Linked DNA regions of Mus musculus: regions 1, 2 and 4 are each linked to region 3. The links are chromatin loops, found by intact Hi-C in ENCODE. Cell type or tissue: gastrocnemius. All regions are shown on one strand. Each heading gives the region's core, and the rest is flanking DNA. Links, peaks and the distances in the headings are about the cores only.

The links. A loop is a pair of places that touch in the nucleus more often than their neighbours do. Peaks named below come from ENCODE experiments on the same cell type or tissue, not always from the same donor. Only the 100,000 strongest peaks of a DNase experiment are listed, where the experiment ranks them.
Region 1: it touches region 3 in a loop (3-fold over the local background); 11 of 42 quality-filtered maps call a loop at or near these places.
Region 2: a loop joins it to region 3, with 2.1 times the contacts of the local background. A loop is called at or near these places in 15 of 42 quality-filtered maps.
Region 4: a loop joins it to region 3, with 6 times the contacts of the local background. A loop is called at or near these places in 14 of 42 quality-filtered maps.

The regions. Positions count from the first base shown.
Region 1 is chr12:98,753,926-98,761,549 of GRCm38, reverse strand. It overlaps Zc3h14 (zinc finger CCCH type containing 14), which reads right to left. Exons shown (of 17, transcript NM_029334.2): 4 at 5,325-5,365; 5 at 4,346-4,541; 6 at 2,609-3,038; 7 at 1,671-1,831; 8 at 1,140-1,240. Among named protein-coding and RNA genes, the nearest start is that of Zc3h14, 11 kb to the right of the region's middle. In gastrocnemius, for the core only: a CTCF peak has its summit at 3,646; no DNase peak of the experiment used is centred there.
Region 2 is chr12:98,730,137-98,737,760 of GRCm38, reverse strand. It overlaps Ptpn21 (protein tyrosine phosphatase, non-receptor type 21), which reads left to right and starts at 356. Exons shown (of 19, transcript NM_001146199.1): 1 at 356-396; 2 at 3,927-4,287. The coding sequence starts at 4,108. In gastrocnemius, for the core only: a CTCF peak has its summit at 3,043; DNase peaks (open chromatin) are centred at 2,756, 3,119 and 3,812; H3K4me3 peaks cover 3,139 bases; H3K27ac peaks cover 3,015 bases.
Region 3 is chr12:98,670,414-98,678,037 of GRCm38, reverse strand. Ptpn21 (protein tyrosine phosphatase, non-receptor type 21) reads left to right here. Exons shown (of 19, transcript NM_001146199.1): 19 at 1-1,297. Among named protein-coding and RNA genes, the nearest start is that of Spata7, 46 kb to the right of the region's middle. In gastrocnemius, for the core only: CTCF peaks have their summits at 2,972 (motif pointing left) and 3,336 (motif pointing left); DNase peaks (open chromatin) are centred at 2,986 and 3,315; H3K4me3 peaks cover 732 bases; H3K27ac peaks cover 754 bases.
Region 4 is chr12:98,743,181-98,750,804 of GRCm38, reverse strand. Zc3h14 (zinc finger CCCH type containing 14) reads right to left here and starts at 3,837. Exons shown (of 17, transcript NM_029334.2): 1 at 3,647-3,837; 2 at 3,283-3,325. The coding sequence starts at 3,682. In gastrocnemius, for the core only: CTCF peaks have their summits at 3,966 and 4,516 (motif pointing left); DNase peaks (open chromatin) are centred at 3,198, 3,886 and 4,502; H3K4me3 peaks cover 1,907 bases; H3K27ac peaks cover 2,252 bases.

The DNA of each region.
Region 1 (7,624 bases), core at 2,048-6,047, 83 kb before region 3:
CTGTTAGAGCAGCGCAGGCTTTCCTGACCACCTTTACTCTATATGCCAAGATCTACTGAATGTCGGACATTCAAGGGTAAATGAGAGATGAGAAGGTAGAGAAGTACCAAAAATTTTTTTACTTCAATTCAAGAAATGGTGACGTGTGACAAAGGGCAAGGAGAAGAATGCTGTGAGGACATTCACCAAATTCACAGTAAAAGCTTGAGGATAATTTCAGGCTGGGCAGTGGTGGCGCACGCCTTTAATCTCAGCACTTGGGAGGCAGAGGCAGGCAGATTTCTCAGTTCGAGGCCAGCCTGGTCTACAGAGTGAGTTCCAGGACAGCCAAGGCTACACAGAGAAACCCTGTCTTAAAAAAAAACAAAACAAACAAACAAACCAAAAAAGAAAGTAACTTCAGATTTGGCGATTCCTATCAGCTTAGTACCACAAAATTTTACACTGGCTCCAGCAGATGAAAAGGTGGACAGAATGTAGCAGCAACACAAAACACTCACCATTGGCAGATTAGAATGAGCATTCTATAAGAAAATTTTGTTATAAAAACTAGACACCTCAATATTTGACATCAAATGATTTTAGAGCTTCTATTTTAATTAGGGTAAGGGCATAACAATTCTCTGCCTGGCATTCTATTACCAGGTTCCAGCAAAGGAAAACAGACTGGTGTATTCATATAGTAACTTAAATAAATAACTGCACTGGGTCCAGGGTTCAGTGGAACAGGACCTTCCAAGCATGCATAAGGCCAAGAATTCAATCTGCCAGCACAGCAAAAAAGTAACTACAGACTCCTCTACCTCAGGAACTGTTATTATACAATTTTGTTCCTTTTACACATAAGTACAAATATAATATTTCGAATTAAATGGTATTAATATGAAAGTCTCACGTTTTTCAAAATTCCCTTTCTAATTTGTGGATTTTATCAAGTTTATGCATGTGAGAGTTTACTATGCTCAAAGAACTCCTATGACAGTTTCTCAAACTGGTAAAATCTTTTAAAGCCATGCTTCTAGAAGAATCTGACTCTGCTATTGTATGCAACAGGAATCTTTACTTTACACATTAAGACAAGCATGCTCAATTTAAAGAAGCAATCTCTTACCAGTACAAACATACTACATTGAAATTACCTGCAGAATAGTTAGTTGTCTTTGTTACAGACTCTTGAGCTTCAGAGATAGCCTTCAAAATTAGATTCTTGTTAGCTTGTTTAGAAGGTGGAAGAGAAGGTCTAAAAGAGTTTTAAGAAAAGGTATTTTTATAAAGTTTTCAATTTCAGTTCTTTACATGCTAACCATCTATTATGCTGTTGCTATACAGCCTGTCTTAAACATAGCAGTAGCAGTTACAGATTTTAGAACATGTCAATTAGATTGGAACCCTACAGCTTTTTCAAAGATGACTCCATATTAACATTTTCTCCCTCATCCATTTCTAGTAGTCGTTGCAATTCTCTCCAATTTAAGCAAGCCCTCTTCCATTAGCATGTATCTTCCAAAACCCAGGTGATGCTGTCAGACAGCTTAGTACCAGAGCACTTATCTACCATGAGCATGCACAGCCCCCAGGCTTCTTCCCCAGCACTGTCAAAGAAACAATCAGACAAAACCCTGCAGCTGCATCAGGCAGTTTAAGATTAATTTGCAGCTATGGTCACACACCTCCTCTCAGGCTTTGCTGGTACTGACACGCTGCTGGACAAGCTTCCTATGCGGGTCCCATAATCCTCATCTTCTTCCTCCTCTTCTCCATCATGGCTAAATCTTTTTACTTTAACAACCGAACTTACCACAGGCAATTTTCTCTTTCGAAAGTTTTCGTCCTACAATGAGATAAATTTAAGCTTACTTTGCATTGAAAATGAAGTTCTAACACAATAATATTTGTTTTCAATTTAAGACCATTTTAAGAAGTGAAAAGGGCTGGTGAGATGGCTCAGCAGGTAAGAGCACTGACTGCTCTTCCAAAGGTTCCGAGTTCTCACGGTGGCTCACAACCATCTGTAATGGGATCCAATGCCCTCTTCTGGTGTGTCTGAAGACAGTTACAGTGTACTTAGATATAATATATAAACTTTTGGGCCAGAACAGGGACCGAGCAAGTGAGGTTGAACGGAGTGAGCAGAGGTCCTAAATTCAATTCCCAACAACCATATGAAGGCTCACAACCATCTGTACAGCTACAGCGTACTCATATAATCAAATAAATCTTAAAAAAAAAAAAAAGTACTGAAAGGACTGGCTTTCTTATTAAAAAAATGAAAAATGTCTCCTCAAATAGCTAACTCAAAAGAACTTTTAAATTTATTTTATAACAGTTGCATACAGCACTGTTAAGGAAACTACTAAAAGTGAGTTATATGGTTGCTTAAAGCTAAAACTGACACATCTACATAAATACCAATAAGAAAAGCTAGCTCAAAATGCCAAAATCACAAGGCACATGTGCATGACATAAAAACTCCTCTAGACAGCCAGTCCAAGAGAGGACACTATTTAAGAGAAACACACAATGTGTTTAGTTACGTAAGTTATATTTGGAATCCACAACTGCCAATCTCTAGCCTAGCAAGCCAGAATCTATATACATCTATACGAACCTCAATACTCATTTTATCCAAGTTGTTTCTGAAGAAGGGGCTATAAGTGTCTTCTACGCTGCTAAGCACTGGTGGCTCACACAACCGTCCTGCTTCGGATACCTGGCTGCTTTGTACATCCAGCTGCTTGGCAGCGTGAGCACTGCTTTGCTGCGGATGAAGTTGCAGCCTGTTTAAGTGAGTACCAGTGTCTGCATTTCTACTTGCAGGTGGTCGATAAATTTCAATAGAAGGGCGAGAAGAACCGTATGTAAGTGTCACTGTAGGTTTTTTCTGAGATAAGGGATTCTCCTGCACAAAATTGAGGTCTTCATCAATGAGATCATCTGGTTCTGGCTTGATATCAATCACATCTTCAGAGGGTGCTGGTTCCCTCAGAGGTTTCACTGTTGACATTAGCCGGGTGGAAGCTCCATCATCATATGAATGTCTATAAGCGAAGAAAAACACAACATTATACCAAAACTAAAGCATTATTCACTAATCTTAAAGGAATGTTTATTCAGAAAAAAATTTAATTAAGTAGTATGGAGGCCTTTCAAATAGTCATTCACTACTTTCAAATTATAGTCATTCTTGTTTGTTTGTTTGTTTGTTTGTTTGTTTAGAGACAGGATCTCACTATGTAGCTCTGGCTGGCTTGAAATACACCCACCTGACTCTACCTCCCAAGAACTTTGATTAAAGGCTTGTACTAGGGCTAGAGGACTCAGTGATTCTGAGAGCTGGCTACTTTTCCAGATAATCCAGGTTTCATTCCCAGCACCCACATGACAACTAATAGCTATGTATAACTCCAGTTCCAGAGGCTCCTAAGCCCTCTGAAGAACTCCATGGGTGCTACAAGCACATGGTGCACAAATACAGACAAAACAGCCACATACATCAAATGAAAAAAGGTTAAAGGCTTATACTACCACGCCCATCCCTCATACTTTAAATTTTTATTTACTAAATGTAAAATAAAAAATCATATCTGGTCACCATTAGTTTATTCAAAAACTTGCTCACCATCTGTTATGGTTTGAACCTGAAGGGGGCGAGGGAGACGGCCAGAGCATTACTTGCTTTTCCAGAGGATTTGAGTTTAAGTCCCAGCATCCAAATGGTGACTCACAACCAGCTGTAACTCTACTGCCAAGGGATCGCCTATGCGATCTTCTGGCCTCTAGAGGCACCAGATATGCTCGGGGTTCACACACATGCAGGCAAAACACCTACACACATTTTTTTTTAAATTTTTTTTTAATTAATAAGATATGTTCCACAGAGGCTCATGTATTAAAAACTTGATCCTTAGTTCACTATGCTAATTTCAAGGCTATAGATCCTTTTAGGAGGTAGAGCCCAACTGGCCAACATAGGTCACTAGTGTCTAGGAACAGAGCATTGCTGATAATATCCAACCCAGGATCTGGTTCAGTTTTCTCTGCTCCCTTAAGGGTCCACTATGTTAGGAATCTCTTTCATGTGGTTTTGCTACATGAACTCTATCTAGTTTGCTGCTATGATAAACTGAGAGCCTGCTGAACTTTGAGCCAAAAACAAGTTTCCTCCTCCTCCTCCAATATGTCATATTGGGTATTTTATAGTAACAATAAATGACAAGGAGTAACTAATCCACGATTACTTCACTATTTCCAAAAATTGCTGAAAATAGGAACTAACAGACATAATAATTAACATAAGTGTAACATCAACATACCCATCTGGCCGTAGCAGATACTGGACTTTTACCTGACATTAGTGGATTTCTGCTCCTGTGAACTTGTAGAAACTCTGGAATCCCTCTTTTCAGGTCTAGAACTAGAAACAGCAAGGGGAGGGACGGCAGCTTCGTGCCTTCTCTCATCTCCCCGACTGAAACTGCTCTTGTTTGAAGGCACGTGACTATCGAAGATGCTGGCGTCAGGAGACTTTAGACTAGAGGGCTCTGCAAAAACAACAACACAACACATGATCCTGGTAATGTTTTCCTTATCCCTCCTTCCCCTCACCACCAGTTCAAAAGCAGTACATTCAATATAGAAAATATTTTAATTGATTACTTCAAGTTCATTAAAAAAAAATGTAAAAACTAGTCTCCTGAGGCCCAGGGTGACCGGATATACTAAAAAGGATGACCTAACTTCCGATTCTCCTGGCTCCACCTCTGGAGTATTGCCAACTCTGGGCGATTACTACTTTCCCAAGTGTTTTCAGTGGTAGGGACTAAACCTGGGGCTTCTTACATGCTAGGCAAGCACTCTAGCAATTGTTCCTCAAATACGATAGTTTAAAAGGCACCTGAGAGTATGGGCATGGGATATAAGAACTCCCTCAACAGTCAATTATTATCATCGTTGCTGCTACCACCACAAGAAAATTCCCACTTATGTTGTAAATACTAGGATATTTGCTGGGTGTGCTCTCTTCTCATTTGACATTGCTTTTAGTAGCTGAGTGGCATTCTTACACATCCTAATAGCTTATCTGGTTTATTCCCACCAGGCCTTTAGGTATCTTTCTACTATAAGGTAAAAGCCTGTGCAGATTTATGATTACGTCAGATACACGGCACTGTCATGCTCACGTCAAATCACAATAAGTTTATTGTTCTTTCAGTTTAAATGAACCACTATCTCTTCAAAGTTGCTGATGCTCTTCCAACAGCAACATAACTGAAAGGATCATATACTGATTGATTTCAGTAAGCAATCAGTTTTACATAGCTTACCAGTCGTGACAGAGCGCAGTTTATCTAATACACCATGGAGCCTAAAACAAAACACAAAACAAAACAAAGCCTTCCTTAACAAAAATTTTATTCCAATTGCCACTCTAAATCTGATGACATTACATCCAGATTAGCTGTTTCAAAGGCATTTAATGATACTAAGCCAAACTTTCCAATTATACATTATTTTTATTTTAAAAGGCCTTACATACATAGCAAAGAATAAAGAAAAAAAATTCTAACATTTACCCTCTGGAAGAGGAAGGAGGGGGAAAAGAGGGAGAGGAGGAAGCAGCAGCAGCACCCACGCCCTCCCACCTCGGGTGGGGGAGGTAGCTCAGCAGCACAGCAGCTAAAGTACTGGAAATTGAAGCCACAGCCTTATGCAAACCATGCAGCAAGCACTCTCTACTATCACTGATACACTGCCACAGCTCTCGTTACTTTTTGAGACAGGGTCTAAGTTGTCTAAGCTGGCCTTGAACTTGTGAACCTCTTACCTCAGCCTCCCAAGTAGCTAGGAATACACTGTGTCAGCAGATCCAAAACAGAAGGTTAGAAATGAACACATACAAGGCCCTGGGTCAACCCCCAGAACCAGAACCAAAGGAAAAAAGAAGACAAAAAAACATCGCCTGACAAGTCTTAACAAACAAAACAAAACAAAACAAACCTTGCTTCTTAGGAACTAAAGATCAAAACAGCTTATAGTAAAACAAGAGAAGTATCTCAAGCACATAATACTGTTTATGACAGCTGTTTTACCTGTGTGTGTGCACGTGTGCGCGCATGTGCATGCACACTCGCATGCTCTCTCTCTTCCTGTCTTCCTCCCTCACCCTCTCCTATAGGGTTAAACTAAGGACTATGTATACATGCTAAGCACATAGTCTACCTATGATCTACACTCCCTAATCTAGCAGTTAATATTTATTTTAACTATTTTAACTGGCTTCTTGAACAATGTAATTATGAAAAATGAATAAAGTTAAAAGAATTTTAAAATAGGCTATCCAACTTTACTATAACTCTTATTTTCAAAATTAAGCAAACAGGCTACAACTTTGCTTTAACATAACCTTTCTTAATAGCTACATAGAAGGCAATTTTGCACAGCCAATCTTTCAAAATTCCCTCACAAACACCAGAGTTTCCTATTGTTTCATTTAGGCTCCACTCACATGTCAGTTTCCTCATGGACACAATTATTTCAGGATTAAAAAAAAAAAAAAAAAAAAAAAAAAGAGTGGAAGGACCTCAGTGTAAAGTTATAAAACTGACAGCAAAAAAAACAAAACCCAAAAAAACACCAGGATAGGGTTGGGTTGAGCTGGGCTGGAGGAAGGCGGGAAGGACAGGGGATGACAGACACAGGACAATACACACCTTTACACACTAGGTTCAGCTGTGGCTAATAGAGCTGATTCATAGATCCCATGAAAGAGCTGGGTGTTGGAAGGCACCTGTAATACTAGCACTCATAAGGCAGACAGGACCTTGGGACTCATAGGGGACCATGTGGACAAGCGGTCTAGATAGACCAAAAGTAACTGGTAAGCTCTAGGTTCAGTGAGAAACCCTGTCTCAAAAAACAAAATGGAGCATGATCCAGCAAGACACCAATGTCCAATTCAGGCCTATAAATATAAATATACACACACATGCATGCACATCTTGTGTATCTACATACAAAACACATACATATACTAAAAAAAAAAATAATTAAAAATCAGGATAGTTGAGACGGGCAGTGGTGTCGCAAGCCTTTAATCCCAGCACTTGGGAGGCAGAGGCAGGCAGATATCTGAGTTCAAGGCCAGCCTGGTCTACAAAGTGAGTTCCAGGACAGCCAGGGCTACACAGAGAAACCCTGTCTCAAAAAACCAAAACCAAACCAAACCAAAACAAAAAATCAGGATAGTCTGTTTAATACTAGTGACCACTGGTGAAAGTACCAAAGTGAAGAAATGACTCCTTGCAAGAGAACATGTGAAACTGCATTTGTAGCACGATGAGAAACTCATTTAGACTTTAAGTTCACATTCAGTAAATGGTATACTGGTTTAAGAAATGTCTTACATAGTCCATTAAGTCATCTGAAAAAGAACCTATCAGGTCAATCTTCTGGTTTAGATTAGCTGGGCTGCAAACCCAAAGTGATCTAAAGGGTTAACCAAAGGCCAGGTCACAACAATGCTTATGAAGCAAAACTGACTACTTTAAAAAGATGTGTTCACAATCACAGTATAATTTCCTCAGTCAAAAACATCATTCGTGCTGGGCTTGGTGGTGCAAGCCTT
Region 2 (7,624 bases), core at 1,282-5,281, 60 kb before region 3:
GCTCTGCTTTATTTGGAAACTTAAAATAACTGGTCACACGGTTAAAAACAGCAGCGGCGCGCCCCCTCCCCGGTGGCCGGCCGCAGCTGTCCGGCCTCCCCCGCGCCCTGCCGCCCGCATTCCAACTCTCTGAGGTCACGCGCCGCCGCCTCCCCGGATCCGCGCGCCCGGCCCTAGGGGAGGGACGCGGGCCCCGCAGCTCCGGCCCCGGCCCCCGAGCTCCCCCAGAGAGTGCCGCCGCGGCCCGGCCAGTGCGGGCAAGGCGTGCGGTCGGCGCGCGGGCCTGGGGCGCGGGCGACCGAGCAGCAGAGGCTGCGGCGGCTGCGAAGGCGCGGAGCCCAGGGAGGCGGGACGCAGAGCCGGAGCGCGGCCCCGACCCGGCGGGAGCCGGAGCAGGTGAGGCGCGGGGGACTCGGGCAGGGGCGTAACAAAGAGCGAAGTCTTCCCTTGCTCGCTCTGATCTCCTAGTCATTTCTAAAAAGAGTCTGGAACTTCTATTCCGGACTCCTCCGCGGATAGTTGAGGCTTAGTTCTGGATCGGGGTTTGAAATCTTGGGCATATTTGTGACTCTCGGAATATGTGGAGTATGAAGGTTGCCGTATAACTTTGGCAACAAGGGGCATAAAGGAAAGTCTGTTTGGCAACTCCTTGTTTCGGTTTTGGAGCAAAGCGTCTTTACTCCTGGAGGAAGAATTCTTGGATCTGCAAATTCCGACTTGTGATTTCTGTAAACCCTGTTTAGATTGGCTGCTCTGAGCATGCTTGTCCTATCCCCAGCCGCCGCGGCCGAGAAAGCCTTATGATTATAAAGAATGTTAGTAAAAACCTTCTGAATCTTTATGAGCTCCAAGGAACCACTGCAGTATGTCTAATAGTTACTGACCCATGTTTTCTTTTCTCTTTCTTTTTAAGTTTTGGACAAGACAACAGTTCCACACTGGAAATAGTTGTTTTGTTTGTAGGCCATTTGGTTATATGCACAAATGTTCTGTGAGAAACAGGATTGATTTAAGGCACTAAGATATAGGCGTTCTAAAAATGTTAGGCTCTCTTTTTTAGTGAATATTTAACGTTAAAGGAATAGTGGCAAAGTTCCATGAACATGTGGTGACTGACTTGAGGTGTGACTCGAGTTAAAGTCTCTGGTGAGACTCAGAGTTAAAGTAAATTTGAGAAACCTCTAGAAGGGGGTATGGCTAAGAAAAATGAGAAATGGACTCGCTAACAGTGCAGAGCATCTTCTGTAAACCCGTGAAGCAGGATTTAAATATGCATCTTTTCTTATTCTATAATGGGATGATTTTATAGAGAAATTAGCCTGATTTTCTCTTTTAAAGGCTATATATAGTCTATTTCATTTAGTAGTTGGCACCTATACCAACCCTCTCCAGAGTATCTTAAGTTTCTACCTCTTGGCTGTAATATTGAAACATAAGTTATGGCATCATCAAGATATATTAATCAAACATAAAATTTTAAGTTACTAAGCAGTTTTTCCACAGTAGGTTTTATATGAATAATCAAGAAACCAGACATTCTTAGGAGAAGATGCATAGAAATTTAACAATCAAATGATAACAGTTGCCCAAATAAAAAGAGAAAACATTGGTTTTTCCTCCTCCCCAGTGCTGTAAAACATTCCAAATCTCAGCGACAACTGGAAATTTGAGTTTGTCTATTCAGAACTTAATAATTAAGCTATATAGTGTAGTATACTGTGTTAAGGGCATAGTTCCATCTTTAGAGTGGAGACACTAGCACATTTGACAGTATATAAATCAGATGTCTTCCCTTTGGACGCATGAAACTTTTAAAAATATACGTTAATGTTTTAGTTGCCACAATTTGAAGACTGAAATCTACAACTTATGAGATAATACTTTGCACACTACACTTTCGTTGTTGTTTAGGTTTAGAGAAGCACAATTAGTGTATCTCCTAGGTAAAAGCTTGTTTAACTTTTTAAAAGTATTTTCATTTTCTTGATTTTTTTTTTCATTTTTGCTCCATTGTTCATACTCTGGAAACAGCAAAGAATATTGAAAAATATTGCAGACAGAGACTTTATCTTATTATAGCACACACACACACCCGCCCGCCTCCAATTCCGTCTATGGAATAGTGCTTTTACCCAAGTAAGGCAGTCAGCAGTTACTAACATACTGCTGTAGGTTCCCCTTTTGTTCCCTGGCCTTCTTCAACCCCAAGTTTTTAAAACTTGTCTTTCTGGAAAGAAGGGGGAGCTCTCACTAGAGAGCTCCAAAGAGCCAAACAAACAAAAATTTTAGGAACCTTGACCATGTCCCTACTAGTGATACAGCTCTGAATATAATTATAGAAGCCTGCAATCTCCTTAAGGACAGAGACGGCTTAGGGTTCGTCTTAGATTTCCTCAAGATGCTCATTGCGCTGCCTTGTGCTCAGAGAGGCAGAGCACATTTGTGGAATGGAATCCCAAGACGTTACGTTTGGCAATCTAGGGTCATAGCTAAATCTCATTTTCTAGCTCAGCCATTCCACAGGCTGGGGTGCTGATGACCTCTGTGGCTGAGTCTCAGACGGTGAGCAGGACAGAAAGGAGCGATGAAGAAGACCAGGGAGATACAAAATAGTTAGGTCCTTATTAGCGTGAAACCGAGAAAGCTGTTTCTGCCGAGGCCTGCGTTCGGTTTGTCCTGTGAGGCTTATGGACGGATTCTCCCATCGCGCAATCTCGCACCCAAATAGGTAATCGGCTAGGATCCAGCCTTACTAAACAATTTATCCTCGGAGGAAGGGGCGGAGGTGAGAGTGGAGGCAGTGTGAGGAATGGAAATAGCTGAGATCTTTGTAAAATTGTTAAGGAGAAAACATTTCTAGTTGACATACATCCCAAGTTGTTGCTCGCCCCCTGTTCATTCACCACAGAAGTTACTATCAATAAGCATGGTTAAAAAAATAATGTGTTTTGGGGGGAGCTGTTATGTGGATACGGCCTCAAAATGCGCGCCCAATCTCTCCCTGCCTGTAGGGCTAACGCCGGCCCCTTTAAATCCACCCTCCTCCGATCACAGGGGCCGGTCCTTTCCGAGCACGTCCGCCCGGAAACGTCCGCGGCCGCAGGCGGAGGGTTCCGGGGCTTCTGACATTCCCTGTTGGCCAGGCAACCCCATTTGTGCTTTTCTCCTAGAGGAGGGGACTCGGAGAAGCGTGAACGGCGGCCCCCCGCTGCCCTTGACTTCATGGGCTTGCCCAGCTTTACCTGTCCTCTTTAACCAGGATGGTGTTTAAGGCCTCGCCCTTTTCTGTAGGTGAGCGCCCACAGCTTCCTTAGGTGTCCCTGTTCAGGAGAGGAGTTGAGAGCACGCTTTTTAGAACTGCTATTGTATGGTTCGAGAACTAGCATCAGTAGGGTGCTTATAACTTGTTTATTCACAGATCTGTGTGGTGATGTTAATAATGAACCAGGAGGGACTAATAGAAACGCTTGTTGAGCACTTCATCTCCGTTGAGTCTCGCAGTGGCCATATGTTAGGTAGAGGGGATTATTTGGAGTTCAGAGTTAATTTGCCTGAAGGACTGGTTCTCTTGCTGTGCACATGACAAACACAGGAACTGAAGACACCGGAGTATTGAGAAACTAAAAAAGAGTTATCGATGAAAAAAACAAAAACAAAACCATACCTTCAAACTAGCAAGATGACCAGTATTGTAGTTAGTTATAGACGTACTGGGCATTATCATTTAATTCTTCACAAGCCAGGGCTGCAATCACTAGTGGTGAGGTAGAATAAGGGGTGGGGTCCGACCCTCGGCCCCACCCCCAGCCCGCGTGATAAACTTTCCTGCCACCTCCCTGCTCCTGTTAGAGCCCTCTTACTCCAGCAAAGGCAAACGTAATTCTTTATACTCAGTTCCACCTATTTTTATTTTCCTCTTTCCTCAGCGCTGGCGTGGATGCTGCCATCGCCTGGTCTTTGGAGACTCGGTTGCTTTTTAATGGCAGCAGCGGCTGTTGGGTGAACAACTAGAGACTAAGAGTTTGTTTTGACGGGAGGGTTGCTTTTGCTTGGCGCCATCACTGCTGGATTGGTCCTTCCTGGCCCTTCCTCTGTTGAAGGGAGAAGATGCCACTGCCATTTGGATTGAAATTGAAACGCACCCGACGCTACACTGTGTCCAGCAAGAGCTGCCTGGTTGCCCGGATCCAGCTGCTCAATAATGAGTTTGTGGAGTTCACTCTGTCTGTGGAGAGCACTGGCCAGGAGAGCCTAGAAGCTGTGGCCCAGCGCCTGGAGCTGAGAGAGGTAAGCTGCAAAGGAGGCTGCAGGTCTTTTTTTCTTCACTCCTTACCTCATGGAGGCTGTGTATCCTACCTAGTCTACCTGACACCAGAAGCATGCACTTCCTGTCTGTGACTGCAGGATGAACCTGAAAGCCCTCCTCCCAGAGAGGAAGGAAGAGATCAGAGCAAAAGTGGTACCCTCTGGGGGTGCTCCAAAAAGAATTTACAGTGTCGATTTTGAACGTGTTTGTAGCCTATGTCCCTCATAAAGGCAGTGGAGAATCAAATGTGCATGTATTTTGCATTTTCCAAGTTCTCATTTATTATTAAATCCTAATTTCTGGTCAATCTTATCAGTCTTCATGCATGCATGTATGCATTTATTCATCTGTACAACATACATTTTCTGTTTTCTGTAGGCCAAGAGTCATAAATGCCTGAAGTTTGCATTTTGGTTTTCTCACCAACCAGTTCTATAACCTGAGGCGAATTACTTTAGATCCCTGAGGCCCAGTTTTCTATCAGCACCGTGACTCTAATGGTGGTGCCTATTGTTGGAGTGGTTGTGATTTAATGTGCACATAGAACCACAAGCACCCGTCTGTTACAGTAATCATAGGAACCCGTGTCCTGGGATACGCTGCAGTCTATTGAGTAGAAGGTAGTGGAGTCCTTGGATATCCCCAGGAAGTCCTAAATTTCAAATCTTTTGTAAGGCCTGTTAAAAGAAAGAGCACTAAGCGTGGGACCTTTCCCGTGTTTGGCTCCCTGGAGCAGGGGTAAGGAAAAGAAACTGGGTCTTATAAATGACTCGTTATATTCCTAGCTGGGAATCTCACATAAATACAGTGGTTCATAAAAAGTCAGGAATAGATAAACTTCGCTCTAGGGGGAAAAATAATCAGTTGATTATTTAGTTGGAAAACCTGTAACTGCGAACCGTAGGCATTCAGAGGTAGCCACTGGTAGCTTATCCTAGTGCTGAGAGCAGTGAGACCATAGGTGTTGCTGCTTGTTCTAATAGGAGCAGGGAGGGAGGACCACGGAGGTAAAGCTCCTTAGGCAAAACGATATCTGATCTGTGACCTCGGTGCTAGGTCCTATCAGGCTGCAAATCTCTGTCCCTTTAAAAGTAAAGTAGGCATTTCGTTGTCCTTAAAAGATTTAGACCTACCTTGATAGTCTAAAGATAAGGTAGGCTTTTTAAACCAAAGCGGCTTTTTGCTTCAGCGAGTCCTCTCGAGGATGACTGAAAAGTGGTTCAGGTGCAGCTGCATTTGCTGGCGGAGAGAAGTGGAGTGGAAGCTGGGGATATTTAGGATCGAAGAAGCAACTACTGGGGAAGAGTTAGCCAGGAGTTGAGCCTGGTACTTAGGCTGTCAGTAGATTGTGGGGACTGTAATTAAGAGAGGAAACATGAAAAAGCTGGGTTCAGCTTGGGAAGTAAATGCTAGGTTTGAGGTGCAAGTTGGTACCACTTGGTCTGACTAGAGATGTTGAATGGGGAGGTAGGTATGCTTTTTGGAGGGCCAGGCAGGAGATTTAGGCTGAAGGAAAGAGGCTTGGGAATCTCTGGATGCTGGGAGAATTGAAGCCAGGAGGGAGGTAAGGCTGTCCAGGGAGAATTGGAGGAGGCAGCACATCCTCTGTGTTGAAGAGAGGAGGAGAGAGCCTTGGAAGAGACTGAGTGGATTGGAGTAAAAACCAAAGCAAAGCGAAAACCAAGCTGGGAAAGTGGGCCTCCATGATTGTCCTCCTGATGTGCATTTATTCAGCTGTCTTTGTATTGCCTTCACTTACTGCCGTTCCCTAGCGCCCCATTTTGCTACCCCCCCCCCCAATTTTATCCAGTTACATCATGTCCACCCTAAAGCTGCAGAGAATCAACTCCTTAAGGACTGTGTTGTCTTTATTTTTGTAAGCAGAGCGTAAAGTGTGCTCTATAAATTCAGGAAGAATTGAGCTTGCCAGCACTGTTTTTTTTTTCTGTTAGTCAAGAAACTCAGATCTGGCTCGGTGGTTCAGAGAACTGACTACTCCTGCAGAGGAGCTGGGTTCAATTCCTGGCACCCACATGGTGGCTCACAACTGCCTGTACGGCCTCTGTGGACACTAGGCATGGACATAGTGTATAAACATGCTCTCTGCAGGCAAAAGTCTTGTACACATAAAATAAGTAAATCTTTAAGAAATCGTCAGCAACCCAGGGAAATTGCCATCTTCTGTTAGAAGCTCAGCTGTATGGGTAAGCCCTCAGCCCAAGTCTCCTCCTCCTCCTCTTCCTCGTCCTCTTCCTCCTCCTCTTCCTCCTCCTGAATTATTATTGTTTTGGAAAGACAATCTCGTGTAGCTCAGGCTGGCCTGGAACTGACTGAATTGCTTCTCCTGCCTGGCCTCTGCGGGATTACAGCAATCTGCCACCGTGATTGGTCTCCGAGGCCAGTTTTTAAGAGAAGAGCAGAGTGCCCCGACCGACCGAGAGAGCAGGCATAATTCTTAGGGGAATGCCTGGTACTTAGAAAGACCATCCACAACTTCAGCATTCAGCTGCAGTCACGGTTAGAAAGTTTAGCAAACCTTAGCTTGGGAAGCCCCAGCAGGTCCGCTCTGTAGCGTGGAAACAGATGGCTCGATCACCAGGCCTAACCTTTCCAAACGACTGTTCAGAAATGATCTGAGTGGGGCAGCACCTGTTCCTAGATTGTGTACATTCAGCATGCGTGTGATTCCAGCAAGGACTGTCAGTGTGCTGGTGTCTCTCACTAGCCTCCCATGAAGCAAACCTAGAATTACTGTTGTAGGTTTGGGTGAAGAGTTTGGCTGCTATCAATTGTAAGCTGCACGAAGAAATTACTCCTTTTGCTTACTTAAATACCATTTTGCTTCCATAATACAAAGATAAGGACTTCACAGTAATGGCATATAATGCTAGAGCCAGGGACTTTAGCATCTGTTATTAGTATTTTACTCAGGAGGCTGGGGCAGAAGGACCTCAAATTTTTTTTTATTAATTATTTTATTTATTTATATTTCAAATGTTATCCCCCAGTTTTCTCTTCCCAAAACCCCTATCCCATCCCTATCCCCCCTGTTTCTCTGAGAGTGATCCCCACCCACTCACCCACTCCAACCTGACCTAGCATTCCCTTACACTGGGGCATTGACCCTCTACAGGACCAAGGGCCTCCCCTCCCATTAATGCCAGATAAGGTCATCCTCTGCTACATATTTAGTGGGAGCCATGGACCGACTCATGTATACTCTTTGGTTGGTGGTTTAGTCTCTGAGAGCTCTGGCGTGTCCAGTTAGTTGATATTGTTGTTCTTCCTATGGGGTTGCCATCTCCTTCAGCTCCTTTA
Region 3 (7,624 bases), core at 1,155-5,154:
AATCTAAAAGTGTTATTTTGAAACATAGAAAGCATTTTTATATTCAGAATATTTTTTAAAAGTTATATATTTGTACCTTCTATATTTTCCAAATAAGAGCTCAATTTGTTATGATACTGAGTTAATGTAAAGTTGGGGATAAAGGCACGTTATTTAAAACTCTAAGAATCAGATTCACTATTTTTTCAGTATTAATAAGCATAAATTGAGTTTGATTTTTATTGACTGAAAATGAAGAAAGCAAATGCATAGGATGGGTTTAAGCACTTTTTTTTGTTTGTTTGTTAAAAACGAGTTCGATATATGTGGCTTTATATTTTAAACACCAGTGGACATTTTCCAGGAGAAGGGCTCTGAGTACGTAAGCTGACCGGGGGAAGTGTAAGTGCATGCAGTGCTCACACAAAAGGCGTGGCCGCTACGCAAATGCAGTGTTACGCCCACACCGGGAGCTGAGACGGAGTGGAAGTTAAGGGCTGCTCCGCACAGGGAACTCAAGGCCTGCCACCTTCCGTGACTGATTGTTTATTGGGGTTCTTCCTGTCTTTTCCCCACAAGCAAGCTCACGTTTACATTGCCATCAGAGAACCCCGAAGAGGCTTTGTTTCCTTTAGGTTGAAAGAAGAAAACGGTTAACGTGAGGTTTCTTTTCCTAAACCACAGCCCAAACTGATGGGGCCACCAGAAACTGCTGTGGTGTTCAGGCGGTACTTGAATTTAGCACCGTAATCCTGTCCTCCCCCCCCCCCCCCCCCGGAACAGTTCTAGGTACTCGGCCTCCCTCTTCCATCCTATTTGGTTGGGCACATTCTCTATTGGTCAGAAGTGTGTCAGGTTTGAAGCAGAAAGTGTTCTTGGCCCAGGCTCAGTCTCCTTTGGGAGATGTGGAGGACAAGCTGGCAGGCTTAACTGAGGTGTGTCATGTTCATGTGTGTCCGTGCCCCCGAATCCTAGGCTGCCGCTTCACAGTGTAGACCTTCTAGAATGTCCGATCTAGGACTAGCTCCCAAATGATACTGTCCTGCCATCATTCTGATTTGACTGTTTGTGGTGAGCATCGCCCTCCATGACAACTGTGCTAGCCCAGCTAAGCACAGTGGACTCCAGTGGACAGCACCCCAGGGTGGGGTTGTGTGCTCTAGTTTCCATCTCAAGCCTGTGACGGACAGGACTTTTGTCAAGTTTGCCCCAATGGTACGCTGTTTGAAGAGGCTTTCCTGTCACCTGAGCATTTGGAAATTTCCCACTGACAAGAACATTGTAAAACAAAACTTTAATTAAAGAGTAATATATGGCATGTTCGTGTTCCTGTTGCAATACTTTGATAAGTAAATTCCTACGGGGCAGCATTATACCGTTTCAATCTGTCACCCTTCAAATGTCACATCCTTGACATCACTTCTTCGGAACATTAATTTTGAACTTAATTACAGCTAGCAAATGAGAATTTCTGAGTGAAAATAACTCTACGTTATTGTATTTAGGAACAATATAGTTTTCAAGGGCCAAATCAAAATTAGGGTTTAAAGGTTTACTGTGCCTGAGTTGAGAACGTTACTGGCACACATGTTGCCAAATGTATGCAGTGCTTCATGGCTCACTAAGGATTTTAGTTCCTTGATAGTATTGATGTCAAACCAAAGTTATCAAGATGTACATTTCCACAAAAATAGGTTGTAAACCAATGTTTGTACTAGTTAACTTTGGTATTTCTGGCCTCGGTGTTCCTGATTACTGGGGGCTTTTACTGGCATTGCTGTAGTTTTGAGGCCAAGCACCTTGATTTTAGAGCATGGACTAGAACTGTAACCGGTCATCGTTTTCCTCAGGAGCTCCTACTGCGAAGCGCTTAGAAAGCCATAGACTTCAGTATTTAAAACTTTTTGGCAAGACAGATGTGCTCCCTTAGAAACTTCCAGAAAGAGAGATGCCTACCTAGGAACACAGAGGGGAGGGCAAGGGTGTTGATATAGCACTGTGTTCACATCATGGCGTGGCTGATTCATTTCACAGAGGCAGAGACTCTTCCCTTTTGCTTGCAGTGTAGAGATAGAAGTTGTTTAATATATGTATTATATATGTATATAATATATAAATTATATAAAGTATATCTTATATATGTAATATATATTATATACAATACTTATATAATATATACTATGTTATATATTCATACACTCTTATAAATATTTCTTAATTATATGTTTTGTAAATATATCATTTATATATTATTTAAATAATGTTTATACATAATATATAATATACATATATGTGTACACGCACACACACACACATATAAAATGTTAAGACAGTGTAGTCTGTGATGGACTGGAGCGTACTCTGTAGACCAGGCTGGGCTTGAATTCCTTGAGACCTGCCTGCCTCTGCCTTCTGAGTGCTGGGGTTATAAGTAAGGCTTCCACCACCATGCCCGATTTAAATTATGCCTTTAAAGGAGACTCCTGGGTATAAATTTAGTAAGAAGAGAGCACATGAGACAAGATAAAGTGATCTTTTATTTGAAATTCATTTTTAAAAACTAAACCCCAGGTGGGTCTTTTTGGAGTGACAGCCGAGAGAACTTTCTATATCTCTGCTCTAGTCGTAGTAAGTGAGATTATGTCCAGGAAAGGGGAGGGTAAAGGCCACTCTGCAAGCCTGGGTTGGATAGAGATTGCAGAGAACATTTGATGGATTCTTTGGTTGCATTAGTGGCATCACCTGGGGATTTCTGTCAAATCTCAAACATTCTAAAGGCTCATTGCATGTAAACCACACAGTCACATTTACTTCTGCACACCATGCAGTAAGTCATTGTGTTAATTCCTTTGGTTTGTCCCCCAAAGCCATGGTGAAGGGGTAGGTGGGGAGTGTGAGGCCAGCAGAGAGGGGAGGTGAAAGGTAGGAATTGTAACCACCAAATCTCTGTTGTGTCCTCTGAGATCATAGAGCGAGCGGCTGCTTACTGCTGCACCCTGGTGGTGAGACAGGAGAATAAACTCTCTGCTCTGCCAGGCAACGAGGACTGAGACTCACAGGTCAGGCCAGATCAGTCCGAGGTTCATAGGAAAATTCACAGAAGTGGTTATCTCAGCATTTTCTGCAGGAACCTGAATGGTGCATGGGTGGTAAGGTGCCAGATGTGGGGCTTAGAGACGAAGCAAGCGTGAATACTGCCTGAGAATGTGGCTGTGAGGCGAGGTGAAAGGGTGAGTTAGCAAAGCACTCTACATTTCCCAGCATGCTTATCTACCACCCTCTTCCTGGACTGGTAGCTGGATTGAGATGGGAAGTTTATAGAGCCAGCAGAGGGGCACTGCCAAGTGCAACAGCGCCACCTGGAGGCTGTCTTTAGATCATCGCATGTGTATAGGAATCAGGTTTTAAACCATTAAGATTGGTGATGTGTGCTCACAAAATTAAAGCACCTTGAATAATTTGAAGTTCATGAACAGTTTTCAATATATTGACGATTAAGCTGTGGATAATAATATATCAAGAATGCGTGCATAAACGTGTGTGTTTGTGTGTGTGCCCGCGTGCCCCTGCGTGTGTATTCCTTATTGAAGCAGGACCAGTTTTATTTCTGGACCTTTACCTACTAAGCTATTTTACTACCCTTGGTTTTTAAACTGTACATTATTTTAGTTGTGAGATATGAATAATACCCACTTGAGCATGCACTTGAATTTTAAATTTTCACTTTTTAGTAAGGTACACATATTAGTGCTATGAAAAGGTATCAGATCACGTGGAAGTGATGGACATCGAGTGACTGATCTTTTTACTGCATTAGTTACTTTTCTGTTACCATAACAACACACCACGACTAAGGCAGCTTTTAAGGAAAGCATTTCACTGGGCTTAGAGTTTCAGGAGGTTAGAGTTCATGACTGCCATGCAGGGAACGCAGCAGCAGCAGGCAGGTGGTGCTGCAGCAGTAGCTGAAAGCTCACATCTTGCTCCACACGTAGGAGGCAGGGGGAGCTAACCTCGAAAAGCCTGTCCCCAGTGAGACGCCTCCTCCAGCAAGGCCACACCTCCTCATCCTTCACAAACAGTTGCCTTACTCACAGTATTTTATCATAGTGACAGAAAAGTAACAAAAAGAGTTGATGATGGCAGAGGAAAGGCAGGATGGCAAGAATAGCTGAGAGCTCTTGATGTACGAGTGCGAATGACACTGAGCCTTTTGAAACCTCAAGCTCAACAGACTCCTCCCCGCCTCTGCAAAACAGCATCTCCAATAAGGCCACACCTCTCAATCCTTCCTAAAAAGTTCCGTGAACTGGGGACCAAGTAGTCAACATAAGCCTCTAGGGGCCATTCACATTCTCATTCAAACCACTACATTTACAGTATTTTTCATGTAGAGTTAAAAAATGTAAAAAGAATTTTGGTAAATCTTAGAAATATCTATCTATGCATCACTCAAATTGTATATATTGTATGTAATATAATTTAAATTTTTGTTTATATAAAATATACACATTAATATTATAGTATATATTACATATATACACCTAATTTTAAATAACATCATAAGGGTATTAATGCTAATTACCAGACATGAGAAATACAAAGTTGGTCAGGGACAATTTATGAGATCACCAAACAACATAGGCTATTGTCATTGCCCTTGCTCTTGATTTCCTCCTAGAACTTGAATGTAAGTCCCTATTGTTGATGACACCACACACAATAGATACAGGACTTGGAGGAATCGAGCTGGGTCCAAGCTTCTCTCTGGAGTGGCATGGTACCAGAAGGAGCCATTGAAAGCTGAGAAGGAAGAAGAGTAATCAAGAATCCTATCCAGATGTGATACCTACGAGCCACAGAGAGGACCAGATCTGCAAGGTATTGCCAAAGGTACAACAGTGGCACGTAGACTGTGTGTGTGTGTGCATGGCAGTTTACAACTCCCGTCACTTAGGGAATCAGGGAAGGATCCAGAATTCTATGGTCATGGAGGAGCACTGATTATCAGCTTCTTCTCCATGGCTTGCTCAGCCTTTTTTCTCATACAACTCACCTGCCCAGGGGTGTGGTCCCACCCACATCAATCATTAATCAGGAAAATGTCCTGCAGGCCAACTTTGTGATGGCATTTTCTTAGTTGAGGTTCTCTCTTCCCAAATGACTAGCTTAGGTCAATTTGACATAACAACTAGCCAGAACAATTCAACTAACACACAAACGTATCACTATTTAGCTACAGCCTTTTGTGTTTACCCCCGAGATCTCATGTTAGTACCAATGTCTCAGTGAGTGTGGGATGTTGGTATGGAGTGGGGAGGTGGACGCAGTGCAAAGGGACCCATGGCTGCTGAGGCCATAGAACCTAGACAACCTACTCATGCCACTTTCCTAACCCAGTATAATTTCTAACTGCACCCTACATATTCATTCTTAAATCCACAGGTAAGTGTAGACCTCACCACCCATTAAACTAGCTGCACATTGCAGGAATTTCTACTACAGAAAGACACAATGTCAAATGCAGAGAACCGCTAATGGGCTGCCCAGCCCTAGCTGACATCACAATTCCTTCACCAGATCCCAAAGCTTAGGGAGGGGAAGATACGATCCAGAGGACGGGGATGTCTGCTGTGAGATTATGTTGTCTATATACGATAGGAAAGTTGATATCATAAACTCTCAATAGTATGGCTGCTCAAACAAGATCTGAACAATGAAAACACCAGTTGCCATCCCAAGGTAGAAGGGAGAAATCCTGTGTCTATATGAAGAGCTACAGGCAGTTTATAACTAAGAGGCTAGTTGACCTTCCTCAGGGATAACAGCTCTCTCTCTCTCTCTCTCTCTCTCTCTCTCTCTCTCTCTCTATATATATATATATATATATATATATATATATATATATATATATATAGTGTGTGTGTGTGTAATTTAAATTATAAATTTCAATAATGTTTGAATATCAATGATATACTACAGCAATTTGCCTGAAAAAAGTTAGTCTTAATAACAAGATTAAAAATATAAGAAACCTTAAATCCATATGAATTAATATTTTACTACGTTCTCCTTTTAAAACTGGGAGTTTGTGCCATGAAAATTAGCTGTCCTGCATCCCTGTTTCTTACCATTTTGCCTGTAAATCTTTACCTAGCCTCCTTTGGATAGGAATGAATTAGCGGTTAGCCAGCCAGTGACCAGGGGATCCAAAGACACAGTTACTTCCTCTCAAGGAACTTATCTTCTAGAGTGTGGACATTATTGCAAACAAACAACACAGTACATACTGCAAACGAGTAGAAGGGTACAGCACTGGAGCAATCACTCAAGAGTCACAGGAGGTGACATTTAAGCTGAGCTATAGAGAAAGCTTAGAGCTCCAGGGTGTGCAGAAGGGAAAAATACTTGGAGAGTAAGCACAAAGACACGCAGAGGCAGACCAGGCAACAGGCGGGGCAGCCTATCGCCTCGAATGGGAAGGAGATGAACCAGAAGGAAACAACTTTACATGGTTAGAAGTGGGCACACTTGAGCAGGCTGCGGGTGTTTCACATACTACTAGTTTACTTCTTAAGAATATGGTGCTGGAATTAAACCCATCCAAAGGTTGAGAGTCAGAGGCTCAATACTTCAGGTCACAGATCAGACCTAGGCAATCTGGCTCGTAAGACATGCTCAGCACAGCTATGAACCTCAGAATAGAGGTGGGCCATATGATAGAAACTGAGATAGTACTTGAGTCTAAGCTTTTTCTAAATCCATCCTTTGTAACCTTACATAGCTTTTGTGATACCCAAGAACCAGTTTTAATATGTCTTTATATCAACTCACCTTTTAAAACAAAAACTGAAGAGAAACAAAGGAAAATAGCAAAATGTCCTAAGAAGGACACAAATTAGAATGGGTGAGGGCTCCAGACACAGACACACACAGACACACACACAGACACACACACAGACACACACACAGATTCAGAGTTAGAGGAAGCAGCAGCCAGCGTGGGGGTCTGCTGAGGGGCAATGAGTAAGGATCTGTTGTACAGCTACTGCTGAGAAAAGGTGGAGTTCAGGAATGGAATAAAAGTGGGTGGATGCAGAGTCCAAGGCTAGCCCAAGAGCCAAGACGAAGGAAGCATGGGAAAAGATGCCATGAACACTTGATCTTAGTCAAAGGCTCAGACGCATAAAGGTGCTGCTTTGAAAGGTGCTGGAGATGTGGCTCAGTTGGTAGAGTGCTTGCCTAGCATGCACAAGGACCCAGGCTCAGTGCTCAACACCCTCTAAAATGAGCATAGCCTTTAGTTCCACCACTGGGGAGGTGGAAGCATGAAGGTCAGAAGTTCAAGGTCAGCCTCTGCCAACAGAGCGGCTTCAGCTAAGCCTGAGTCACGAGACCCTGCCTTAAAAGTTGAGAGATTTCCAGAGGCTGGAGGAAGGGATGCCCTGTGGGACACCAGACACTGGAGCAGGACACCCCACCTCAGCACTGTGCTTTCTCCCAGGCCAGCTTGTCATCCTCAAACCCTATCTCGGGCAGCACCGGCAACATGAGAACTTAGCACATTACAGTGGCTGAATAGCCAATCACATTACTGTAAATAGTTGAAAAGACAAAAGAGAGGCTAGTCTCTTGAAACACTGGT
Region 4 (7,624 bases), core at 2,422-6,421, 72 kb before region 3:
CACTGCTTGCTTTAAAGGAAGGGAGTAGTTCTTTGTACCCCACTTTGAAAAGCACTCATCCAGAGCTCTGGGATTCTTTCTGAGCATAAAGAAATATGAGAAACTATGGCTACTAGCAGGGCGTGACTATAACCCCAGCACCAAGGAGACTGCAACAGGAAGATCAGTTAGTTTGAGGCTGGCACAAGCTATATGATCAACAGCAAGCCAGCTTGAGCAGCACTGTATGAGAACCCGTCTCAAAGAGTAGAACCCTGAAAACAAAATCTATTTTGTTCTGGAGGGTGAAATATATACATACATCTATAAACTGCAGGCTTTCCACTGGAACCCAACATGAAACTGTTAATCCTAAGGAATTTCCAATTTGGGAGTGTAATGGTGCTAAGAGTTTGCAGGGGTCCTAGGTTTAAGTAAAGAGGAAGGAGAAGGAAAGACTGGGAAGCAGCAGAAGGGAAGGAGCTGATCAACTGTGAAGATTCACTGGCACTCCAGAGGGCCTGCCTCTCATCCATTCTTTAATTAATTATTTTTCATAAAGTTTGACAAAAGCACCAAGGACCCCAAACCCGAGCTCCCAATCATCAATCTGCTGACAGCCACTAACGTAGCTCTCTCCACAGCCCATGTGTCTATAAAGAGTAGTAATACTGCCACCCATCCCAGCAGTACTTCCAGAAACACAACAACTATAAGCACATGTTTTAAAAACTAAAAAATCTTTTTTGGAGTTTGTGAAAGTCAGTGACAGGACTGAATGTATCTCAGTGACACACTGGGACCTCACCCTGGCCATCAATTAGCACAGTTATACACGTGCAGTGGGCCTCACACAGCTGGCACCACTTAGTATCAAAAAAAAAAATTAAACAGTTAGAACTAAGAAAATTCTGGTTCTGCTCCATTTTTTCATATCCATGAGGAGTCTTATATCAATCCTGAAAAAACCTGAAATCTACCCACCAACTGTCGGGTACAAACTAGTAATTCTTAGCTTGTTCAGTATCAGGTTCCTTCTGGTTGATGTATCTACTAATATTGACCACATGACTTCAGAATGGACCAGTTTAAAAGGATGTAATCACCAGTGTACAGACCACAGGCTAACAGCCCAATTATATCAACTTAATGCTTTCTCTAGAAGCTAAAGTTTCCCAAACAAAAACCGTAGTTCTGAGGATGGCCTTGCTTTCTACTTCCTTAGATCTCTTTTGTATCATGTCAGAAGACAAATGAACTCTAATCAGTTTTTTTTTGCATTTAATCTGTGATAAAGATGTTTAATATTGAGGAATGTAAAGAAAATCTAGTCCCATAAATATGTACCTTGAGTATTTTAACAGTCTTTCTAGACCTTTCTATCCTTCTATGACACTACACTGAAACTCAAGCAAGTATTTATTAACAATATGGAATCTAATATAATACCAACTGACTGACTGTACTGTTGGATGAAAATCAACCTACACAACCTTTACTGCCTTTTACCTCTGCATACGGTAATGTGGAGCAGGCACTTAGAAAGTGCTAGTTCACTGGTGAACCAAGGACATACAGGACATTTCATTATGTAAAGTCACACTGTTAGTGCCTCCACAATTTTACCACAGAAATCTTTTAGTTCTGGGAAGCTCTCAAGTTCACAGAGGGAAACCCAAACTTTCAAAGTTTTAATTTTCATTTGTAAGTTCAATCTGTCATTGGCAATAGAAACTTTTGGCTTTTTTTTCTGGCCTACAAGTGCACAAAACCAGTTTATCATTTCTTAGAATGTAAAATGCTTTCTACTACTGTGATAAAACACTGTGACCAAAAGGTAGTTGGTGAGGAAAGTATTTATTTCATCTTATAGCATATGGTCCGACATCTAGGGAGATTAGGTGAGGCAGAAAACTGGAGGCAGAAAGGAATGCAGAGACCATGGAGGAGTGCTGCTGACTGGCCTACTCTGCCTGCTTTCTTAAAGCAGCACTCAGCTACACCAAACCAGGGCACCATGCACAGTAAACTGTACCCCCCCCCCCAAGTCAATCACTCCTACAGGCCAATTTGGTAGTGGCATTTACTCAATTGAGGTCCCTTCTTCCCAAATGACAACAGCCTATGTCAGGTTGACACTTCAGCTTCATATAGCTACCTTACTTTGCAATCACTAATGCCTTTTCTGAAAACAAGCGTGTATCAGCTCAGTACACTACTATTTTACAAGTACTTCTCTGCTCTTACAGTCAAAATACTAAACAGTGTCGGGTTTGGTTTTGTTTTTGGAGACAGGGTTGCAATAGCCCTGGCTATTCTGGAACTTACTCTGTAGACAGTAGGCTGGCCTTGAACTCACAGACACTCCTGCCTCTGCCTCTGCCTCTGCCTCTGCCTCTGGAGAGCTGGGACTAAAAGCATGGGCCACCACCTCCCAATTGAGAAGCCAGTTTTAAAAACCATTTTTTTTTTATCTGTCTCATTGATAACATTCTAGATGGAACTTTTTTTTTTAAACTACAATTATTTGACCAAGAGTTCTAGTAAAAGCTGGTGTGACCTTTTAAACTCACTGCTTTCGTATAATCCAAGTGTAGACATAGTGTAATGTCAAGCCTTCTAACCATTATGAAAACAAATTTGACTCCAGGGGTCAGTAAGGGTCTCAGACCCTGAGTTACTATTTTAAGGTACCCATGATTTACAACTAAAGCCACCATCAGTGGGGTCAGACAGGCTTCCTCCCCCAGGCCTGTTCAAGTACCTGAAGCCTTTGTTTCTATTTGTACAACTGGGATATTATCATTTACATTTTAATGGCTAAACAATGCCTAGCTCAGAGTAAACACTCATTCTGAAAAAACAAACAAACAAACAAACAAAAACAAAAAAAATCTAATACATAAAACTTACTGAACCAGCTCTGTGGCAAATGCCAGAAGCCTGAAGCATATAATGTTCATATCCAAAATGAGAGATCTCAAATTAAAGGTCATGATGAGAAAGTAACAACAGGAAAAACAGAACAAAATTCGAACAAACATGGGTGCTTAAAAACACGACAGCTTCAGCCGAAGGTTAGAAAAGCTAGACTATTTCAAAATAACATCTTAGACAGGAGATGGGGGTGGGGGAAGGGACCTCGGGGTGCTGCTATAGATGGCTCGATGGAACGAGGGGAGAGGAAAACCAGGGCTCTCAAGGCAGACCACCCGAAGAGCTCTGGGGCAGAGTCACTCACACATCCAGGCAGCTACAAGCCCTACAGTAGTATATGGAGGCGAAGGATGAGAATCGACTTACCTACGTAAGCTCCTAATTCTTGTAATTTCCCCTTAATGGCACTCTGAGGGAGAGAGAGAGAAAAAAAAAAAAAAAAACAGCAAAGGTGCCTGTGAAAACCGCGACAGTGAAAGAGCCGCCCCGCGCAACCGGGGGGTGGGGGAGGGGACGCCGCCCCCCGCGCGGCGCTTCCCGCAGCCGCCGCCGCCGCTGCCGCCCAGGTGCCTCTCACGGGCCCGCTGGAGTCCCCAGAGCCGACCGCCGCGCCTGCGCTCCGTCTGAGGCGGCCGGCGCGGAGGAGACGCTGCAGGCCGGGCCCACCCGCCCCGTTACTCCTGGCAACCGCCTGCCCGCCATGCCCAGCGCCCGCCGACGCGGGCCTCACCCGGATCTTGCGGCTGATCTCGGTGCCGATTTCCATGGCTCGGCGGCGGGCGGCCGGCTCGGCACTGCGCGGCGCCTCGGTTACCTGGAGCCCGCCGCGGGCTGCCACCCTGCAGCCTGGGCCCCCTACGCCGCTGCCGCTGCCGCTGCCGCCGCTGCCGCCGCCGCTCCGCCTCCGCCGTGCGCGTCCCCGCCCCTGCTGGCGCCCCCGTGCAAGTGGGAGCCAACGCGCATGCGTCTGAGCACACACGCATGCGCGCAATCGCGCGCGCGTGTGTGTCCCGGGCAGGGGGGCGGGGTCCGGAACCTGTGCTCTGGCGACCACTGCTGGTGGCTCATAGGACGATGGCCTACGGGGTTACCTGGTTTCACCTTCCTCTTTCTAGGCTTCGGGGGAGCCTTTCCTTTTCCTTTTCATGCTTTCTCATTTGCGAATTTTAGTCTACAGGTAATCAGGATGAAAGTATGTATAGCTCAAACATTATGAGCCCTGATCCGAGTTCAAATCTAACCCCAAGTATCACTATGGGATTGAGATATATATTATCAAATGACAAAAAGGAGATTATTTTCTAGAAGATGTACTATTATTACACTTGATGAGGTAGAGGGACGATATTCAGAACCCATGACCTTACTTTAATTCTATAGGGATGTTTTGTTTTGTTTTGTTTTGTTTTTTGAGACAGGGTTTCTCTGTGTAGCCCTGGCTGTTCTGGAACTTGCTCTGAAACCCATGCTGGCCTTGAACCCAGTGATCCACCTGCCCCTGCCTCCTGAGGGCTGCCAGCTGCAGGTAGCAAGACTGGCAAGTGTCACCCTCTAGTGTTACAACACCCTGCAGTGTTGACCAGTGTGACTGGGAAGTTGGGGCCCTCTAGTGTTAAGAGTTGGTGCGCAGGGCTCCGTTATTGGGTGTCAGCCCTGAATGTATTAGAGCTCCTTGGGCCTAGAAATTGGGTTTGCTAATCTCAGTCTCAGCTGGGATTGCAGTTTCCTGAAGGTCCTAGGTACTGGGATTTCTCAGGCCATGGTGGTAGCCAGCGATACAGCTCTCAGTCAGATGCCTGGCACACTTGGCCCTGAAGACCTGACAGTTCTCACAAATTCTTGTGACCGGGGCCTGCAGGTTCCCTTCATTGCTTTTTACGTCATTGCTTTTAATGCTTAGGCTCTGAGCCTCCTGTTCCCCCTCTCAGCTTCTTACCTTATCCTGGCCACTCTTGAACAGCTCCCTCCCTCTTCTATCTCCTGCCTCTCTTTGGGTCCACACAGCTGAAAGTGGGTCAGAAAAGAGAGCTTGAGAGAAGCCTCTTGTTAAGCCTGCTGTTGTAACCATAGGGTAAGCTGCTCCCGAGAGTGCCCCTCCCGGCCTGAACAGTCTGCTTCTATAGCTCAAAATGGGATGTTTGGATTAATCACAGCTATTTGTTTTGGCCGAGCCTAGCCATATGTTGGACTAATCAGAGCTTTGCCTCTTAGCACCAATTACAGCTATCTGTCTGGTCTGCTAGACCACAAGGAGAAGAGCTTGCCCTCTGGCCTAGGAAGAGATAATTGCAGGTTTGTTTGAAGTTCTTCAAGGCTCGGGATCACAAACTATCAGGTACAAAATCTTTCCAACAGCCCTCATTGGAGCCACACATTCAGGAGCTGGGACAATCAGATCGACTGCAGTCTTTATGTAGTTGTTTCAAGGTGGAATGCTCAGGACTGTCGTGGATGCTGGTCTAAGAGCAGTCTGGCTGTTTGCTAGGCTCCTTCATTTAAGACATCCAGGGCAGCAAAAGAGAGTTCAATGGCTGCTAATAGGTGTTCAAATTGTTCAAACCCTAACAGCTTTGCTGGATTATAGGAAAACAAGCATCGGAAGGAAACTGAGAGAACCTGTCACTCGAAGTGATGATAACAGATCTGAAAGTTCTTTAGCATACTCCACTCCCCTAGAGACAAGGAGGTCAACCGGCACTTCCCTCATACTGTCATCTCCCCGTGCTAACAATGACCGACTCTCCCATCTCAGCCATGTTGTTGCCTGAAACCCACTCCCAAAATTTACGTAGCTATGTCCTGTCCGCTTCATTTTCTTCTGAATTCAGCATTTTCAGTGCTAATTCATCGTTATCGTCTGCAATTCAAATTTATTTCTACGCTAGATTGCTTTCGTTCTCCCCGTTCCTGACCACGAGAAACATGGAAGAATCCTTTTCCAGAATAGATATCCAGAAAGGTTTTTCCATTCTCCCCACATTCCTCCAAGTCGCTGGGTGGTTTGGAGTATGTTTTGGTGTTGGTGTTGGTGTTGGTGTTGGTGTTGGTGTTGGTGTTGGTTTTGGTGTTGGTGTTGGTGTTGTTGTTGCTGTTGCTGTTGGTGTTGGTGTTAGCTTTGTGACAGGGCCACAGTGTTTGGACTCAGATTCCTGTTCCACCTGCTTAGCCTCTGAGGTGCTGGGACTACAGGGATGTGCCAACTATGCCCATATTCTTCTTTAAAAAAACAAAATCTTTATTGGTTCTTTGTGAATTTCACATCATATACCCCATCTCCCCATCCCTTCGTACCCGCCCTCTACCCTTGCAATCTCCCCCTAAACAGAAAAAAAAAAAAAAACTCATTGTAGAAGCTATAGTGTGTCCCACAGTATTCCCTTTTGTCCACACTTCTTAGCTTGCAAACATTCATTGGAACCGCTCATTGGTTTAGTACAAGGCCTCTGGCTTCTGCTACTCTAGCAATACTGGAACTTCACCTGGACTCCTCTTAGATATCCTGTTGTTGCTCTGTGTGGTGAAGACTCTGTAGTTTTGGATCTATACAACTAGTTCCTTCATGCACTGCAGCAGTTCACTGATGCAGTAGGTGCCGGGGCGGGCCAATTTAAAGCTCTAGATCTGGGTATCCAAGCTGGTCAGCCACAGGCTCTCATGCTTTCCCCAGCACCAGGCACATCCAGGGCCAGCTCTACCTGCTGTCCAGGAGAGGTGCAGGGCCAGCTCTCCCACGTGGTTCAGCTGGTGAGGGACATGGCCATAATCCTGAGGCCAGCTTTCCCACCTGCCACCCTGTCCCAAGCGACAAGTAAGGGGTGGATTATACCTAGCTTAAGGGCTAGTTTCTACTAATCAGCAATCGGTGCCTCATCAGAGACCACAGGTTTAGCAGTTTAGAACATACATGCTTCTTTTCTCGGAGTTTCCATTAATCAGCAACGTAAGCCCAGCTTGCTTGGATCTTAAGCTCAGAGTCTCAGCAGGCCTCAGCAGAGGTGACAGACAGGAACTTGACTAAGGAAGAATTTCATTCCAGGCTCATCAGCAGGAAATGATGTCCTGGAATCTTTGGGAGCAAAGGCTCCATCTTTTTGCCTGCTATGGTCTAGAAGCTGTGTTCTTATTCTAGAAGATGGCCCACAGTTCTATGCCAAGAACATCACCTATATGACTGTTCTCTTAACTTAGCAAAGATAAAGATGACCCTCCACCCTGCAGCACACCCTGGTTCCTCTGTTAAGGACTTTTGTCTCATTCAGTTGGACTTAAGTGAGTTAGGACCTTTTTTAATATCTCTATATCACTATATCCATTAATTAAAATAATCTGTACTCCCAGGAATTATAGAAGAGTAGAAATCACAGGGCCACCCTGGATCTGGCTGCCATAGGACCCCTGACCTGTGACAATTCTTTTTTGTTGGTTTGTTGGTTTGTTTGTTTGTTTGTTTGTTTGTTTTGAGACAGGGTTTCTTTATGTAGCAGCCCTGGCCTCGAACTCAGAAATCCACCTGCCTCTGCCTCCCAAGTGCTGGGATTAAAGGCGTGCGCCACCACTGCCCTGCTCGACCTGTGACAATTCTTCTGGTATCTGTAAGGAAATGACTATGATGTCTTAGGTTTCCTACTGTGACTATCAATTTATGTATGCATTCACCCTCCCTAGCAAAATGATGGACTGAGTGCCATGTGCCTTATATTCCTACAGA